2 separate regions of the Homo sapiens genome follow, and region 1 is linked to region 2. Evidence: read pairs that join two places in POLR2A ChIA-PET (ENCODE). Cell type or tissue: GM12878. All regions are shown on one strand. Links, peaks and the distances in the headings refer to the core of each region. The heading gives the core; the rest is flanking DNA. Region 1 overlaps VPS45 (vacuolar protein sorting 45 homolog). Region 2 overlaps OTUD7B (OTU deubiquitinase 7B).

Region 1 (9,278 bases), core at 4,279-9,278, 98 kb before region 2:
ACAGGGATAGGCTCTTAGAGCTTGGCTCAATTGTGTACCTCGCAAAGATGACTATGTCACATTTGGTTATGAAAACATTAATAAATGTTTTCCTGAGCCTCCTCCTACTACTTATTCAAGCTGACTTAAGGAAGAACGTCTATGAAAAACAATGTTTAAATACCCCTGACATTTTTCCTTTTCATTCCTTTTCCCAGTAAATTTTAAAAGTAGATGTTCTGATGAGGCCAATGGTAAAACACATAGCAAATCTTTTCCATATGATGGTTGAAGCTAAGTGGAATACACAAGTTCAATTCTTTGTATGCATCTTCCTGTGCTTTGTAATTCACCATAGCAACCAAAGCATTAATTAATGCAGACAGCAAACATTAGAAAACAGCAGCTAGCTCATGCTGTATAGAGATATACAAGGATAATCAAGGATAATATCTTATTTTGTTAAAAATAAAAAAAAATATATAGGATATCTGGAAATCATTATTTCTTTTTAAAAATTTTTAACTTAAGTTTGGGGGTACATGTGAAGGTTTGTTACATAAGCATGTGTCACGGCGGTTTGTCATACATATTATTACATCACCCAGTTATTAAGCTCAGGACCCAATAGTTATCTTTTCTGTTCCTCTCCCTCCTTTGACCCTTCCTGCTCAAGTAGACCCCAGTGTCTGCTGTTTCCTTCTGTGTTCCTGAGTTCTTATCATTTAGCTCCAACTTGTAAGTGAGAACATGCAGTATTTGGTTTTCTCTTCCTGCATTAGTTTACTAAGGGTGATAGCCTCCAGCTCCATCCATGTTCCCACAAAAGGCATAATCTCATTTTTTTATGGCTGCCTAACATTCCATGGTGTATATGTACATTTTCCTTATCCAGTCTGTCATTGGTGGGCATTTAGGTTGATTCCGTGTCTTAACTATTGTGAAAAGTGCTGCAATGAACATTTGTGTGCACGTGTCTTTTTTTTTTTTTGAGACAGAGTTTCGTTCATTGCCCAGGCTGGAATGCAAGGGCACAATCTTGGGTCACCACAACCTCTGCCTCCCAGGTTCAAGCAGTCCTCCTGCCTCAGCCTCCCAAGCAGCTGAGATTACAGGCATGCACCAACATGCTCCGCTAATTTTGTATTTTTAGTAGAGATGAGGTTTCATTATGTTGGTCAGGCTGGTCTTGAACTCCTGACCTCAGATGATCCACCCACTTCGGCCTCCCGAAGTGCTGGGATTACAGGCATGAGCCACCCAACCTGGCCATGCATGTGTTTGTTTTTTTTTTTTTTTTTTTGACGGAGTCTCACTCTGTCGCCCAGGCTGGAGTGCAGTGGAGCAATCTCGGCTCATCACAATCTCCACCTCCCGGGTTCAAGTGATTCTGCTGCCTTAGCCTCCCGAGTAGCTGGGATTACAGGCACCTGCCACCATGCCTGGCTAATTTTTTTATTTTTTAGTAGAGACGAGGTTTCACCATGTTGGCCAGGCTGGTCTCGAACTACTGACCTCAGGTGATCCACCTGCCTCAGCCTCCCAAAGTGCTGGGATTACAGGCGTGAGCCACCGTGTCCAGCTGCATGTGTTTTTATGGTAGAATGAGTTATATTCCTCTGGGTATATACCCAGTAATGGGATTGCTAGGTCAAATGGTAGTTCTGTTTTTAAATCTTTGAGGAACTGCCATACTGCTTTCCACAATGGTTGAACTAATTTACACTCCCACCAACAGCATACAAGTGTTCCCTTTTCTCTGCAGCCTCGCCAGGTTCTGTTATTTTTGACTTTTTTTTTTTTCAAGGTGGAGTCTTGCTCTGTCGCCCAGAGCTGGAGTGCAATGATGCGATCTCAGCTCACTGCAACCTTTGCCTCCCGGGTTCAAGCCATTCTCCTGCCTCTGCCTCCCGAGTAGCTGAGATTACAGGCACGCGCCACCAGGCCTGGCTAATTTTTGTATTTTTAGTAGAGAAGGGGTTTCACCATGTTGGCCAGGCTGGTCTCGAACTCCTGATCTTGTGATCCGCCCACCTCGGCCTCCCAAAGTGCTGGGATTACAGGCGTGAACCACCATGCCCAGCCTATTTTTTGACTTTTTAGTAATAGCCATTCTGACTGGTGTTGAGATGGTATCTCACCATAGTTTTGATTTGCATTTCTCTAATGATCAGTGATACTGAGTTTTTTTTCATATGCTTGTTGGCTGCACGTATGTCTTCTTTTGAGAAGTAGCTGTTCATGTCCTTTGCCCACTTTTTTTTTTTTTTGCGACAGGGTTTTGCTCTTGTTGCCCAGGCTGGTGTGCAATGGCACAATCTCGGCTCACAGCAACCTCCATCTCCCCAGGTTCAAGTGATTCTCCTGCCTCAGCCTCCCGTGGCACAATTACAGGTGCCAGCCACCACTCGTGGCTAATTTTTTGTATTTTTAGTAGAGACAGGGTTTCACCATGTTGACTAGGTGGTCTCGAATTCCTGACCTTAGGTGATCCACCTGCCTCGGCCTTCCACATTTTAATGAGGTTGTTTTTCTCTTGTAAATTTGTTTAAGTTCTTTATAGATGCTGGATATTAGACCTTTCTCAGATGCATAGTTTTTTTGTCATGAAATCTTAGCCTGTTCCTAGGTCCAGAATGGTATTACCTAGGTTGTCCTCCAGGGTTTTTATAATTTTGGGTTTTACATTTGTCTTTAATCAATCTTGAGTTGAAATTTTTGTATACCGTGTAAGGAAGGGGTCCAGCTTCAATCTTCTGCATATGGCTAGTCAGTTATTTCAGCACCATTTATTGAATGAGTCTTTTCCCCATTGCTTGTTTTTATCAGCTTTGTCAAAGATCAGATGGTCATAGATGTGAGGCCTTATTTCTGGGCTCTCTATTCTGTTCCATTGGTCTATGTGCTTGTTTTTGTACCCATACCATGCTGTTTTGGTCACTGTAGCCTTGTAGTATAGTTTGAAGTTGGGTAACGTGATTCTTCCAGCTTTGTTCTTTTTGCTTAGGATTGCCTTGGCTATTTTGGCGTTTTTTTGGTTCCATATGAATTTTAAAATAATTTTTTCTAGTTCTGTGAAGAATGTCATTGGTAGTTAGATAGGAATAGCACTGAATCTGTAAACTGCTTTGGGCAGTATAGCCATTTTAATGATATTGATTCTTCCTATCCATGAGCATGGGATGTTTTCCATTTGTTTGTGGCTTCTCTAATTTCTTTGAACAGTGTTTTGTAATTCTCACTGTAGAGCTCTTTCACCTTCCTGGTTAGCTGTATTCCTAGGTATTTTATTTTTTTGGTGGCAGTTGTGAATGGGATTGCTTTCTGATTTGGCTTTCAGCTTGGTTGTTGTTGCTGTATAGGAATGCTAGTGATTTTTGTACATTGACTTGTATCCTGCAACTTTGCTGAAGTTGTTTATCAGCTGAAGGAGCTTTTGAGCTGAGACTATGGGGTTTTCTAGATATAGAATCATGTCGTCTAAAAACAGTTTAACTTCCTGTTTTCCTGTTTGGATGCACTTTATTTCTATCTCTTGCCTGATTGCTCTGGCTAAGACTTCCAATACTCTGTTGAATAGAAGTGGTGAGAGAGGGCATCCTTGTCTTGTGCTGGTTTTCAAGGGGAATGCTTCCAGCTTTTGCCCATTCAGTATGATGTTGGCTGTGGGTTTGTCATAGATGGCTCTTTTTTTTTTTTTTTTTTTGAGACGGAGTCTCGCTCTGTCCCCCAGGCTGGAGAGCAGTGGCTTGATTTTGGCTCACTGCAAGCTCTACCTCCTGGGTTCACGCCATTCTCCTGCCTCAGCCTCCCGTGTAGCCGGGACTACAGCCACCCAACACCACACCTGGCTCATTTTTTGTATTTTTAGTAGAGACAGGGTTTTATCGTGTTAGCCAGGATGGTCTCAATCTCCTGACCTCATGATCCGCCCGCCTTGGCCTCCCAGAATACTGGGAATAGATGGCTCTTATTATTTTGAGGTATGTTCCTTCAATACCAAGTTTGTTGAGAGGTGTTTTTTTTTTTAATGGAGTCTCACTCTGTCGCCCAGACTGGAGTGCAGTGGCGCAATCTTGGCTCACTACAACTTTGCCTCCCGGGTTCAGCCAATTCTCCTACCTCAGCCTCCCAAGTAGCTGGGACTGCAGGCATCTGCCACTGTGCCTGCCACCACACCCGGCTAATTTTTGTATTTTTTTTTTTAGTAGAGACAAGGTTTCACTATGTTGGCCAGGCTAGTTTTGAACTCCCGACCTCTGATCTGCCCCACCTCAGCCTCCCAAAGTGCTGGGATTACAAGCATGAGACACATTGCCCACCTTATTGAGAATTTTTAACATTATTTCTATATGTGGTTAAGTTACATGGAAACACAAACTTTCAAAAGGCAACATTTTATCTATTTTGTGGAGCATTACACTTATGGCTAAAATTGTAATTTCTGAACATACTTACAAATGGTACAGTTCTTATGAGCATTTACTGCAGGAAAAAAGGCCAATGAAAAAGGACTGCTGCTTCACAGAAACAAAAAATAAGCTGTAGCAACAAGATTCTACTACATTTGTATAAACATGAAAAGTACTTCCTTTTTGAATTGACTGATTCTGGAATGCATGATCATATAGCTCCATTTCCTCACCAAATGAAAAAGTTGCTTGCCTTTATCAGAGACAAGAGGCAATTCTAGAGTGAGAAAAAAAAATTAGCTTGAAAAATAGGGTATGCAAGAATCCCATCTGCAGAATGATCAAATCCAATTTGTGGATATAGCTATACTGCCAAACAGCTTAAACACTAATTTAACAGCTAAGGGCTAAAAAAATTTCCACCAGTGTTCTGGTTTTGCAAAGTTGTGTTCTTGCCACATTTCCTTTGATATTTTCTATTATTATAGCAACAATAAAACCTAGAATTTCTATTATGATGAGACAAATAATAATAAATACCACTATAATCAAGGACTCTTTTCAATATGATAATACAGGGCCAAGAAAGTGGCTAGAGCTGATAGTGTGGCCAAGTGAATACAGAGCCAGAATGTTTTAAAGGGTTGTTTATGAACTTCAAAAATCTAAATTTTGTATAGCATCAATTAAGTTTATTCTCTGGTTTAAATTTTCCAACTATAAATATTGGCATATCAACTAGAAGAGATGCCTATAGAATTTACCAAACATCTATTGAACACCTATTATTTGTAAATCACTGTGTTAAACATTGTGAAAACCCCAAAGATTAACAAAACATAATACTTACTTCAAGATTACAATACCTAATACAATAACTAATAGGAAGGATAGATATGTAACTAACTACTGTCTCAATATCCAGAGGTAACGACTATTAACAACTTCTTGATTATTCTTTCAGAAATAATTACTGTAGGCAGGGCATGGTGGCTCATGCCAGTAATCCAAGCACTTTGGGAGGCTGAGGCAGGCAGATTGCTTGAGCTCAGGAGTTTGAGACAAGCCTAGGCAACATAGCAAAACCTTGTCTCTATAAAAATGCAAAAATTAGCTAGGTACTGTGGCATGTGCCTGTAGCCCCAGCTACTTAGGAGAATGAGGTGGGATGGCTTAAGCCCAAAAGGTGGAGGCTGCAGTGAGCTGAAATCACGCCACCACTCTCCAGTCTGGGCTACAGAGCCAGACCCTGTCTCAAAAAAACAAACAAACAAACAAAAAGAGTTACTGTATTTATACATATATGTGCTTGTGAAAATATATTATATATATAATATACATACATATGTATAGTCAAGCACATATTTATATACATGTACACTTTTTTTGTTTTGTTTTGTTTTGTTTTGAGACGGAGCCTTGCTCTATCACCCAGGCTGGTGTGTAATGGCATAATCTCGGCTCACTGCAACCTCCACCTCCCTGGTTCAAGCGATTCTCCTGACTCAGCCTCCTGAGTAGCTGGGACTACAGGTGCATGCCACCACGCCTGGCTAATTTTTGCATTTTTAGTAGAGACAGGGTTTCACCATGTTGGCCAGGCTGGTCTCAAACTCCTGACCTCAAAGAATCTGCCCGCTCGGCCTCCCAAAGTGCTGGGATTATAGGCATAAACCACTGCACCCAGGATTATACAGTTTTTTTACCTGAAAGAAATGTTATGGCTGGGCACAGTGGCTCATGCCTGCAATCCCAGCACTTTGGGAGGCCGAGGCGGGCGGATCACGAGGTGAGGCGGGCGGATCACGAGGTCAGGAGTTCGAGACCAGCCTGACCAACATGGTGAGACCCCATCTCTACTAAAAATACAAAAATTAGCCAGGCATGGTGGCATGCACCTGTAATCCCAGCTACTCAGGAGGCTGAGGCAGGAGAATCTTGAACCCAGGAGGCGGGGATTGCAGTGAGCCGAGATGGCACCACTGCACTCCAGCCTGGGTGACAGAGCAAGACTCTGTCTCAAAAAAAAAAAAAAAGAAAGAAATGTTACAACATCCTGCTTTTCTATCTAATATATCTTAAAAAGCTTTGCATATCACCCGTGAGGAGTTATGTCATTTAAAAAAAAAAGAATACGTAATATTGTACTGTAGTTTAGGTAACCAGCCCTCTATTAATAGATATTTAGCTTGTTCCTAGTTTTTTTGCTATTACTTCAGTGAACATCCTGGCTTAAGTATCTTTGTGTACTTGCACAGGAATATCTATACAGTAAGCTTTTAGAAGTAGAATTGGTAAATAAGAGTATTTTCAAGTCCTTTGCAGTATTCCTTCTGTTAGGCATGGCCAGGAGGTGGTATAGGTATGTTCTGTGACACCCACTGTAGTTTTGTAACCATTTCTTTGCCTTCTTCCTTCAAAATTTCCACTATCTTAGAAGCTCATAATGTAGCTGCACCGTTTTCTCCTGACCTCCTTTCCTGGTCACTTTTATTCCATGAAGACTTTAGCTCTGGCTTATTTGTCCTCCTTTTTCTCCTTCTCTTTTCAAGATTGTCAGTGACTTTAACATCACTGTGGATTACTCATCTAACATCCTGGTCTCCTTACCAATCCTGATCTTTTCTTTTACCCACTACAACCACCCACATCCATGCTTACAATCTAAACTTCTTCGTTACAAGTATCTGAACCCCCTATGAAATCTTGAATTCAAAATATCTTTATCCAATAACTACCTCTCAACTTCCAATTTACCTGTACTAATACTCTTCTGTAATAATTCTTTGGCCTCATCAAATCTCCAATTCATTCACCAATACCTTTGTCATGATCCAATACACTCTCCTCTTGTTTCCATTTCCCCAACTAGTTGCCTTTTCCATGTTTAATCTGGAGCAGTTCAACATTTCCAGAGGTTTTAATATTACTAATGTTTTTGTCAACTCTCAATATGTGACATTTCTACTTGTTATCTAATAGACATCTCCAACTGAACAACAAAACTCTGTTTCTCCTCAAAGCCTGAGAGTTATTCTTGACTTCTCTCTTACCCTTGTTCCATAAATCTGTGCCATTAAATATGACTATTGATTCTGGCTTCTCTCTCAGCCTCCTACCCAAACCACTTCCATTTCTCACCTGGACTACTGCATTCATCTCCTCAGTAGTCTCTCTGCTTCTATTTTTGCCTTCAATAATCCATTCTTACCACAAATATCTTTTAAAACACAATTAAGTTCATGTTACTCATATGCTTAACTCTTCAATGGCTTCCTATGACATTAAAAAAAAATCTCTTTACTAGGGTCTTCGAGAACCGATGTGATCCAACCCTACCTATCTTTCAACCTCTTATTTCCTCCTTATTCACTATGCTCCAGCCAAGCAGGGCTCCCTTCTGTTCCATTAACTTGCCAAATTCTCTCTTTCTTCAAGACCTTTGCTCTGGTGTTTCCCTCTGCTTTGGATGCTTTCTCTCCTAATCATAGTGTGATTGCTTTTTTTTTTTTGAGATGGGGTCTCACTCTGTTGCCCAGGCTCGAGTGCAACGGTGCAAATTTCAGCTCACTGCAACCTCCGCCTCCCAGGTTCAAGCGATTCTTCTACCTCAGCCTCCTGAGTAGCTGGGATTACAGGCGCCTGCTACCCACGCCAGGCTAATTTTTGTAGTTTTAGTAGAGACAGGGTTTTGCCATGTTGGCCAGCCTGGTTCAAACTACTGACCTCAGGTGATCCTCCCGCTTTGGCCGCCCAAAGTGTTGGGATTACAGGCGTGAGCCACCGTGTCTGGTCTGGTTCTTTCTTATGACTCAAAGCTCATCTTAAATATCACCTCTCAGAGAGGTTCTCTCTCCATCTAAAGTAGTCCTCCCCACCCCTACAATTACTTTGAAGCTCATCACCCTATTTATTTCCTGGATAGCACTTATTAAAATTATATTCTTCATTTGTTTACTTGTTTACTCATTGTCTCTATGTAAGTTCTTTGAGGGCGGGTACCTTGTCTTTCCTGTCACTTCTATATCGCCAGCATCTACAACAGCTCTTAACATACTGAAAGCATTCAATCAACATCTGTTGTGTAAAAGGACAAAGCAACTGAATTATTAACTATATGCATACTTAGGTTATAGTGACAAATGGTAACAGATGTTGACAACTGATAAATGTGCATTTTGTTCAAGGAATATAATTTTGAGCTTTGTGTGGGAATGAATTATGTAAATTAGAAAGGTTTCCTGCTGTGTACTGATCATATACAGTATATTCTTCCGGTGGCCTGTGGTTTCCCTTTGGTAATAAATAATTCCTTGTTCAGTAATTCTTATAAAAATTCATAAGCAAATAAATGTTTTTATTTATCACATTAATGCAAAAGCTCAAGAATAGTTGTTTTTTAAAAAGCCTCTCAGATAGGTGCATAACTTTGGGCTGGCGTTCATTCTTCCCACTTAGCTGACATTTCTGAATCTTGATCCCAAGGTCTTTAAACATTTTATCTGAATGAGTGTACTCTCTGAATTTAACACCAAATGTTCTGCATCTCAACCTTGGACTTTTAAAAGATGATTTTTTTTTCTGTTCTGTACCAAATTACAGAAAAAAATTTTTTAAAGGACAAAGTGAAAAAATACACTTTATCACATAAAAGAATCACCTATGTATCTCAAAACATTTTTCTCATTCAGAATCTCATTATGTTTATAAAACACTATACTTCCAAGGCTCTTAGATGTTTATTAACTGAAATAATAGAAGAATTATGTCAACAGTAAAATTTTCACATTAATCTATCCAATAGGATTCAAGTATATATGTTAGCCCCTTAGATAACATGTGTTCCAACAAAAAAAATATATAATTTTTAACTAGGTAGAATTTATG
Region 2 (9,363 bases), core at 2,756-7,755:
AGGAGCGTATGGGTCTAGTGGGAGGAGACAGATATGTAAATATATAGATAGAATGAAGTGTGATAGATGCTGTGATAGAAGTATGCAGCAGGGAGAGTGGGAGCCCAAGGGTCAGTTCTGCCTTGGGCATGCTGAGGTTGGAAAGAGCCTCCCTGAGGAGTTAGCATTTGAGCTGAGTCTTGAAAGATGAATTAAGGATATACTCTACAGATGACAAGAATTACATTCCAGTCTGAGAAAATACCATGAACAAAAGCTTAAAGGAATGAAGGCCAGACTTCTTCAGGTAACTTTTACTTAATCATTATGGCTGGAGGATGGGATGGAGGGCAGGCTGAAGAGGTAGGCAACGCTGGATCATACAGAGTTTTTATCTTTTTTTTTTTTTTTTTGAGACAGAGTCTTGCTCTGTCACCCAGGCTGGAGTGCAGTGGCACAATCTCAGCTCACTGCAAGCTCCGCCTCCCGGGTTCACGCCATTCTCCTGCCTCAGCCTCCCGAGTTGCTGGGACTACAGGCGCCCGCCACCATGCCCGGCTAATTTTTTGTATTTTTAGTGGAGGCGGGGTTTCACCATGTTAGCCAGGATGGTCTTGATCTCCTGACCTCGCGATCCGCCCGCCTCGGCCTCCCAAAGTGCTGGGATTACAGGCGAGAGCCACCACGCCCGGCCTGGAGCTTTATCTTATACTGCAGTATATCAGGAGCCATTTAATACGTTTCACATCCTAGAAAGATTATGTCAGTGGTGTGTAGGGTGGATTGGAGATGGAGAAAGCAGAATTCCTTTCAATAACTTCATTATACTGAACACATTTATTGAGAGTGATCATATTTACAGATTCATGGAATCAGACAACTGGCGGGGCTGCGATGCTTTCTTAGTTTTCCTCATTCATTTTCAAATAGAATACCTGAGGTTTACTCAGGATCACAGAAGTGGTTCTGTGATAGCTTAGTCTAGAATTCAGTCTTCAGCATGTACTAGGTGATTAATAAAGGTGAATTCACCTCTCTCTTCTCTCCCAAGTCCCATTTCAGTGTTTGTGTCATTCTGCCACATTGCATTGTACTAGCAGATAGAAGGACTTAACATCATTCCATTCTACCGTCTTTTTTTAACCAGTCCAAAGTGAATAGAGGTATTTTCCTAGGTCTGACTGAGAAAGATGTTCCCTGAGAGTACCATTGGGAAGAGGGGCAGTTCGGTGCCCTGGACTGGGCTGAATGAGGTGTTAGGATTTTTCAGCTGTAGTGATTCAGATGTAGAAGAATGTCAAGGTATTTGTTTTGTTGCATGTCTTTATCTCTGCCACTAAGCTCCCTTTAAGTTGTTTTCTTTTAAACTTAGTTTTATTTGTGCCACTGAAACTTGTTAAATAAGCTATGATAAATTGGGCACTGATTAAAAGTATATTTATCTAAAAAAAAAAGAATATCTAAACAAAATTTAGAAAAGTTCAGGGAAAAAACCCAAACAGAAACAATTTTGAGCCTACATCCCAAATTTGATGGACATTAACATTTTGTCATATTTGTTTTAGATGTCTTACTCTCTTTAAAATATTAAATACTCAGATTCTGCATCTTCCCTGTATTTTCATTTTCATTGGATTTTTGTGGAGGGAAATTGTTTGGTTTTAAAGTGCTAAGTGAGAGTTTGGATTTTGTGTTTTAGTCACTTTTGCTGGAGGAGAACAGAACAGGGTAGAGGGCATCCTCTAAGTCCTTAGATTCCCCTGGGAGAAATTGGGACTTAAGGACGTGTGGAAGGATGGATACCTTCCATTGATAGGCCTTCCTCAAAACTTGTCTGAGTTGTGATTTTTAAATTCTTTTCTCTGGGCTCTGTCAGCATCTTCCCCAGAGAAGGGCCTTGGTTTGGAAGCTGTCCACTTAAGCAGAGCTGCCAAGTCTTAATTCTTTCTCAAGTGGGCAAGGGTACATTTTGTTTTTGTTTGTGAGTATTTGGGAGAAGGAAGGGGTGGGTAGAAAGGAGGCACAGAATAGCTACTCACAGTGAGTACTTATCTGAATTCCTGTGTAACTGGAAGCTTTCTTGGCTGTTTTAGGGGAGATAACTTGGTTACACTAGCATTTAAATTATGTGGGAAGGTGGTTTTTCACTCCCCTCTGCTATCTGATTTGAGATGGCAATAAACCTTCTTGTCCATTTTTGTCAGTCCTCACTCTACCCTGTTCTAAGCGCTGCTGTTTGAGGGATGTGAAGGCTCCTCTTCAGTCTAAAACTGAACAAGTCAGATATCTCCTTATAGTTTTGGGAAACCATTCTGCTCCTGACTGTTTTTGTGTTGACTCCTCTATTCATCAAATCACCTGGCCCTTTATTAATTTTACAATTTTGCATAATGAGATATTTCAAACATTTAGAAAAGTTCAGGGGAAAAACTCAGGCAATTTTGAGTCTACAACCCCAACTTGATGGACATTAACATTTTGTCATATTTGTTAGATGTCTTACTCCCTTTAAAATATTAAATGTTATAGATATAGCTGAAGTTCCACCCTGCATCCTTTCCTCCTTCCTCTTTCTCAAGAAATGACTACTGGCCTGAATTGATGTGTTCATTCCTTCATGTTTTATACTTCCTCTGCCCCGCCACATCTTTATTTATTTATTTATTTATTATTTATTTATTTTTGAGATGGAGTCTTGCTCTGTCACCCAGGCTGGAGTGCAGTGGCACGATCTCTGCTCACTGCAACCTCTGCCTCCCGGGTTCAAGCGATTCTCTTGCCTCAGCCTCCCGAGCAGCTGGGATTACAGGTGCGTGCCACAGTGCCCAGGTAATTTTTGTATTTTTAGTAGAGACGGAGTTTTGCCCTATTGACCAGGCTGGTCTTGAACTCCTGACCTCAAGTGATCTGCCCACATTGGCCTCCTAAAGTGCTGGGATTACAGGCATGAGCCACCATGCCTGGTCCCACATATGTATTCATAGGCAACATACAGTTTTGTTTTGAAATTTTACATAAATAGGATCATGTATGTATCCTTTTGTAACTTTTTTTCTCAACATTGCTTTTCAGATGTGTCTACAGGTAGATCTAGTTCATTCAGTCACCTAAATTTTAAACCTGTTTTCTCCATTGCCCTCCCCACTTGTCCTGTTTTTTTGTTTGTTTGTTTTTTGTTTTCTTTTTTTAAGACAGGGTCTTGCTCCGTCACCCAGGCTGGAGTGCAGTGGTGCCATCTTTGCTCACTGCAATATCTACCTCCAGCGTTCAAGTGATTGTCCTGCCTCAGCCTCCCAAGTAGCTGGGACTACAGGTGCGCGCTACCACACCCGGCTAATTTTTGTATTTTTTAGTAGAGACAGGGTTTCCTAATGTTAGCCAGGCTGGTCTCGAACTCCTGACCCCAAGTGATCTGCCTGCCTCAGTCTCCCAAAGTGTTGGATTACAGGCGTGAGCCACCATGCCCAGCTCCCACTTGCCCTGTTTTGTTTTGTTTTGTTTTTAAACTTACCCATTCTTAAAGTCCCAGTGTAAACTATCTCTTCCACAAAAACGTTCCTGATTTTCTTTTTTCTCCAGCAGGATATAATCTTTCCCACAACTGGCTTAGAATTCTTTATAAGCCTTTTATATTAACTAATCAAAGTTGTATCCAGGCTACACTCTACAGATACCTACTTAGAGAATATTATAGATAGAATGCAGCTTTGAAAGTGCCAGTGCTGTGTTCTAAAATAGTTCTTTGAAAAGTCAGGGTCATTTTAAATGAGTTAGTCTACTAGTGCCTTTTGAATCATTAACAGCTAACATCAAAAGAAAAGGAAGAGCGAATTCCTCTGAGGCTTTAGTGTTAATTAATATTGATATTTACATGAAGGTAGTCGCATGTGAAGAATTAAGACACGACAGTGGGAAAATACAATGATGCTAACTAACAAAAATGTAGTTTGTTTATTTATTTATTAGGGACAGGGTCTCACTATGTTGCCCAGGCTGGTCTTGAACTCCTGGGCTCAAGCCATCCTCCTACCTCAGCCTTGTGAGTAGCTGGGACTATAGGTGTGTGCCACCATGCCTAGCTCCAACAAAAATATATTTTAGAAACTTATCTCCTCTTATGTGTTCCATTGTGAGCATCTGCTTTTGCCTCCCTTGAACTGGTAGCTCACCTGGCTAAGTATGAAACCATCAATTTCCTGAAAATTTCTATCAGTTCTAAGGGACAGGATTCTCTGACATGAACAATACTTGGTCCCTGTTGTTTACTGACATGAATAGAGACTTTCCATACCCCTTCTTAGAACTCTGAAAATAGAATTTGAGAGTTAGACTTAAGAGTTTCTGTGTCCTAGCTTCTTTGCTTGCCTAAAATAAATTCCTGGCTATTTGGCACAAGGTGTCCTGTCATTTTAACAACTTTAAGTTCCTTCTTTCTCACATCTTTGTAATTTTGTATAATATACTAGTTCATTATGAAAATTGAGATTTAAATCATCTGTGCAAATTTCCCTTGATGTTTGCTGCTTGATTGAAACTACAAATTCCTTTCCACCGAACACTTGGCTGTGCACTGGAATCTGGGGACAATGCACTAAGGAGATGCCAAGGAGGAGTTACCCAGTAAATAAATAAGCAGGAGGAGAACTGGCCCCTTGGGAATTTATATTCTGGGTTACATAGGACATGGTTACATACAGATAAATGCATATAAAGAAAAAAAATGTGAGAAACAAATACAGGCTATGTAGCAGTATATCTAATATCATATAGCATTTTAGAACTGAAAAGAGATTTACATATTGTCATTTTCTAGGTGAGGAAAATGAGACCCAGAAAATTTAAATGACTTGTCTAAGGTAGTAGTTACTGTCAACAGTTTATTGGATATCTGTTCTCTGAAAAGTTAGGCTTCCAGTATATTATAGAAACAGTCAAAGTCATTAAGAACTCACTAATTATTTGTGAACACTGAATATTTGCATAAATAGATAAATAGTAATACAAGTCCAAGGTACTAAGTACCAAGTGAGGAGTACAGTTACATAGCTATATAGAAGTTTAAAGGGAATAGATAGGGAAAAGTTTTACCTTTATGGTAATCTAGACCTTAGAGAAGAGAGAAATATAGCGGGGAAACATTCAAGGTGGAGAACCAGTGAGCTGAGCTCACCTTGTTTTGGGGGCAGGAAAAGTAGTTTGTAGCACAGTGTTTTACCTAGGAGGGCAATAAGATCAGTAAAGTTAGTAAAGTTAGAGAGTTAGATAAATTGGAGTGAGACTTAAATCTCAGCCAAAGGAATTTGGTTTTTATACTTATACTGAAAAATCTCTGAGTAGGGAATTGTATTGTATGAATTAGTATTTTAGGAAAACTGATTCAGCCTTGTGGTATAAAATAGAGGAAAGGATACCAGTTAGAGGACTGTTATAATAGTCCAGGAAAAAGACTGTCTACAAGGGTAATGGTAATGCAGAAAGGGGGAGAGATTTGAGTAATTTGAAGAGAGATAAGGGGAATTTGGTAACTGATTATCGTGAAAAAGGTTAGGTAAGAATGATCACACATTTTCAGTCTGGGTAATAGCAATAAGGAGAGCTGGGTTTGGTGGGTTTCTGATGCCTCTCCGAAGTGGGGTACCTTGGTAGACAGCTTTGAAAGGTACTGAGTCTGGCTCAGCATTCTCAGTGGATACTGAATTCAGGGTTTAAGTAACTGGTTTATGTTTGCATGCCTAGTAAGTAGTAGGACTTGGTGTGTATCGTCCGTTCTTTTGATTGTTGTTTAGTGCTCTTTCTACTAGATCACATTGCTTGAGAAGAGATGGGTCAAGTGGTTAAAAACAGAACAATGCCTGGAAAACAAAATGGGAAGTTGAAGACCACATTATGGTGAGGTTTAACCACAAGCTGTTTCAGTTCCGTATGGGTTTTCCTTATATTTAGACACAAAATGTGTGTACTTAGTCTATCAGGCTCTTAATGCAATAGTGGCCTGGGTTTCTTAGAGCTATCTTCTGAGATTCAATTCGTCATATTCAAGGGGAAAGATTTCTTTAGATTTTGGATTTAAGTGCATAGTCTCTCTGACTCCCAATTTGAAGATACAATTAGTGTCCCCCCACTCTCCCTGCAAGAAGGTAGGCTTGCTTGAGTTGAAAGCTGTGGGTGAAGTAGCCTCAAAGGCCCATTAGTCTTTTTTTTAGTAAAAGGAAGAGAGCTTTAGACCCAAATCTTTGAGACTTATTTACCCTGTCAGCAGTTAAAAACAATTTACTGACATAGATCTTATTACCTGAAAGGGAGAGTAAATACTATAAATCAATTGAGTATTTTTGCTAATAGGAGATTTTTTACAGCGTTGAATAGCCTTAGATCTTTTGTATTTGCTTTTAAAATACATAGTCAGGCATATTTAAGATGTGACTCGTTCCTACCCCTTTTCTTGTTTTCTTCTTTTGCCAGACTTTTATCTATGTGATAACAGATACTTGAGGATTGAAAATACAATTTTCTGAATCAGCTAACACTTGTTATGCACCTACCGTAAGGGACTGGCACTGTTATTTAATTTCGTCTGCCAAGACTAAATATTCTCGGATTTTTTGACTAGGAACTCAGCTGCTTCCTGGAACTCAGCTCCTTGCTGTCACAGTTTTAAGCATTTTTAAATGTTTTCTGCTAGGTAATGCTCACAAGAAATCCTTGTGCCTGTTATTAAGCTTCTAACTCCAGAATAAGCACCAGTCATCCTAGGTATGGCCCATGATGATAGTAATAAACATCTTCTAATGCTTGGCTTCTTCCATGCTTATCCTATCTTATTCGTGGCCACAGCTCGTCTGTCATAACTTCTGACCTGGCTGGAGAATAAAGGGAAGAAAACTTTACTCTTTAGTAGCAAGATCCTAGCCTGAGTTATACTAAACATTTTATATAACACCTCATTTATACTCATAGCAATGCCATAAAATAGATACTGTTATGCAACCTTACAGATTAATTCATTCAAAGTATGTATTAGTGTGATTTAGGCACTGTTTAAGGTCCTGAGGATGCTATAGTGAATGTCAGATGAAGTATCTGCTAAGCAATAGAGACGTTAAATAATTTACCCAAGGTCACAAATCAAGAAAGTAACAGGTAGGATTTAGATATAGCTCTAACGGATTCCAAAAGGAATGTCTGCAACCATTGTTACATTATGCCACTGTTTACATATATTGGATGTTCTCTGTGAATATATAAAGGCATAAAAATAGGTGGAACCCCAGTTTTTTTTGTTGTTGTTGTTAAAAATGGTCTTGATGAATCCAAGAAAGAAATGTGTCTTGGTGCTGAAAAGCATACTTGCACAATAATGCTTTTCCTCTCTTCCCCTTGCCTCTCCCTTCTCCCTCTCCACTCACTTGTACCTGGGTATAAACTGGACAGTGTGACCTGCTTTGGCATTTGAATGAGTTTGTGCTTTGAGAACTAGGAGAATGTTGTTTGCTTGTTTCTTTTTGGCTTCCTGAAAGTTCGTGCCTGCTTGCAGGTTCTTTCTTGTAGCACAATGGTGAGTAATGTGTTGTTAACATTGTAATGTGGTCATGCGAGTTGGAATTTTTTTTGTTTTCCCTCAGTTCTCTCTGATGAGTATGCAGGTAGGGACTCTTGAGTCAAACTTGCCTGCTCAATTCATTCAAATAGAAAAAGCTTTCTGTATTCAGAGGACTAGAAAAGAGTTTTGAGGTTGGAAACAATACCAAGATCCAATGTCTTTTGCCCAGCTGAAATTCAGTTTTGTTAGCATTCTAGGTTTATTCTTTAGCTTGTGCTATCTAAGAGAGGACTTGTTTTAGATTACGGCCACTATTACCGTGTGCCATACCTGGGATGTGTGGTCTTTACTCTGGAGTTAGCATCTTCAGAACAGGTGCAAGGATTTATTTTGAGCATTATCTCGTAGAAAGCATAAAAAAAATGCTGAAGACTTAGAGCGAGTAGCTGAGTTCCAGTAGGAATTGAGTTCCAGTTAAGTTCTAAGGATTAATTAGGTGGGATCAAGGTTGCCAGTGTTTTTTTTTGTTTTGTTTTGTTTTTTTGAGGTGGAGGTTTGCTTTGTCACCCAGGCTGGAGTGCAGTGGCACGATCTTGGCTCACTGCAACCCCTGCCTCCCAGGTTCAAGCGATTCCCCTGGCTCAGCCTTCCTAGTAGTTGGGATTACAGGCACGCACTACCATGCCTGGCTAATTTTTGTATTTTTAGTAGAGACAGGGTTTCCCCATGTTGGCCAGGCTAGTCTCTAACTCCTGACCTCAAGTGATCCACCTGCTCAGCCTTCCAAAGTGCTGGGATTACAGGCATGAGCCACTGCGCCCGGCCAAGGTTGCCAGTATTAGAACTGTCTGGTATTGGAAAGCTAATCAATTTAGTATTGGGGATCCAGGAGTATCTGGGCATAGTTGATGAGGTTAGCGAGATGATTTATGTGGATGTATCTAACCCACAAGTAATGCATGGTACTTGGATTAGGTGCACAATAAACGTTAAATCTTCAAAAGGTCCTTGAATGCTAAATGTTGTCAGTTTGTCTTTCTAGAGCAGCTTCTTTATTGTTAGTATTCCTTCTGTAGAAGAATATTTATTAAGTATTTAACTGTGGGTAAAGCATTTGGGAAAAAGATTGAGGTAAACAAAGATTTATAGTGTCAAATTCTTGCTGAGACTGTAATCTTAACATTTATACACTGAATCAATTAGACCTAGCATTTAAGGGGATAATTTACAGGGAAATTTTTTCTGTGATGTTTGCATTGCTAGAGTCAGTCCAATGCTTTTTTGATAGAAATAACTTCTTGAATTGAAAATGCTTGCTCTTCAATTCCAGTTAAATTGGGTTTGATTAGCCAGGCATGGTGGCATTCGCCGGTAGTCCTAGCTACTCAGGAGGCTAAGGCAAGAGGACTGCCTGAGCCCAGGAGTTTGAGGTTACAGTGAGCTATGATCGTGCCACTGCGCTCCAGCCTGGTTAATAGAGCAAGACTCTTGTCTCTTAAAAAAACAAAAAATTGGGTTTTTTTTTTTTTTTTTTTTTTGAGATGGAGTCTTGCTCTGTCACCAGGCTGGAGTGCAGTGGTGTGATCTCAGCTCACTGCAACCTGACCTCCGCCTCCCAGGTTCAAGCGATTCTCCTGCCTCAGCCTCCCAAGTAGCTGGGTTTACAGGCGCATGCCACCACACCTACCTAATTTTTGTATTTTTAGTAGAGACGGGGTTTCAACATGTTGGCCAGGATGGTCTCGATCTCTTGACCTCGTGATCCGCCCACCTCAGCCTCCCAAAGTGCTGGGATTATAGGCGTGAGCCACTGCGCCCGGCTGGGTTTTGTTTTTGATGTTTGA

Evidence for each region. ChIA-PET counts read pairs that join two places held together with the same protein. Peaks named below come from ENCODE experiments on the same cell type or tissue, not always from the same donor. Only the 100,000 strongest peaks of a DNase experiment are listed, where the experiment ranks them.
Region 1: POLR2A ChIA-PET joins it to region 2 with 6 read pairs; 4 of 35 experiments call an interaction of 5 or more read pairs at or near these places.

What each region holds. Positions count from the first base shown.
Region 1 is chr1:150,094,240-150,103,517 of GRCh38, reverse strand. The region is part of intron 13 of VPS45 (vacuolar protein sorting 45 homolog); the gene reads right to left. Among named protein-coding and RNA genes, the nearest start is that of VPS45, 31 kb to the right of the region's middle. In GM12878, for the core only: no CTCF peak of the experiment used is centred there; no DNase peak of the experiment used is centred there.
Region 2 is chr1:149,994,279-150,003,641 of GRCh38, reverse strand. All of the region lies in intron 1 of OTUD7B (OTU deubiquitinase 7B), which reads left to right. Among named protein-coding and RNA genes, the nearest start is that of OTUD7B, 12 kb to the left of the region's middle. In GM12878, for the core only: no CTCF peak of the experiment used is centred there; DNase peaks (open chromatin) are centred at 5,861 and 7,641; H3K4me3 peaks cover 1,284 bases; H3K27ac peaks cover 1,118 bases.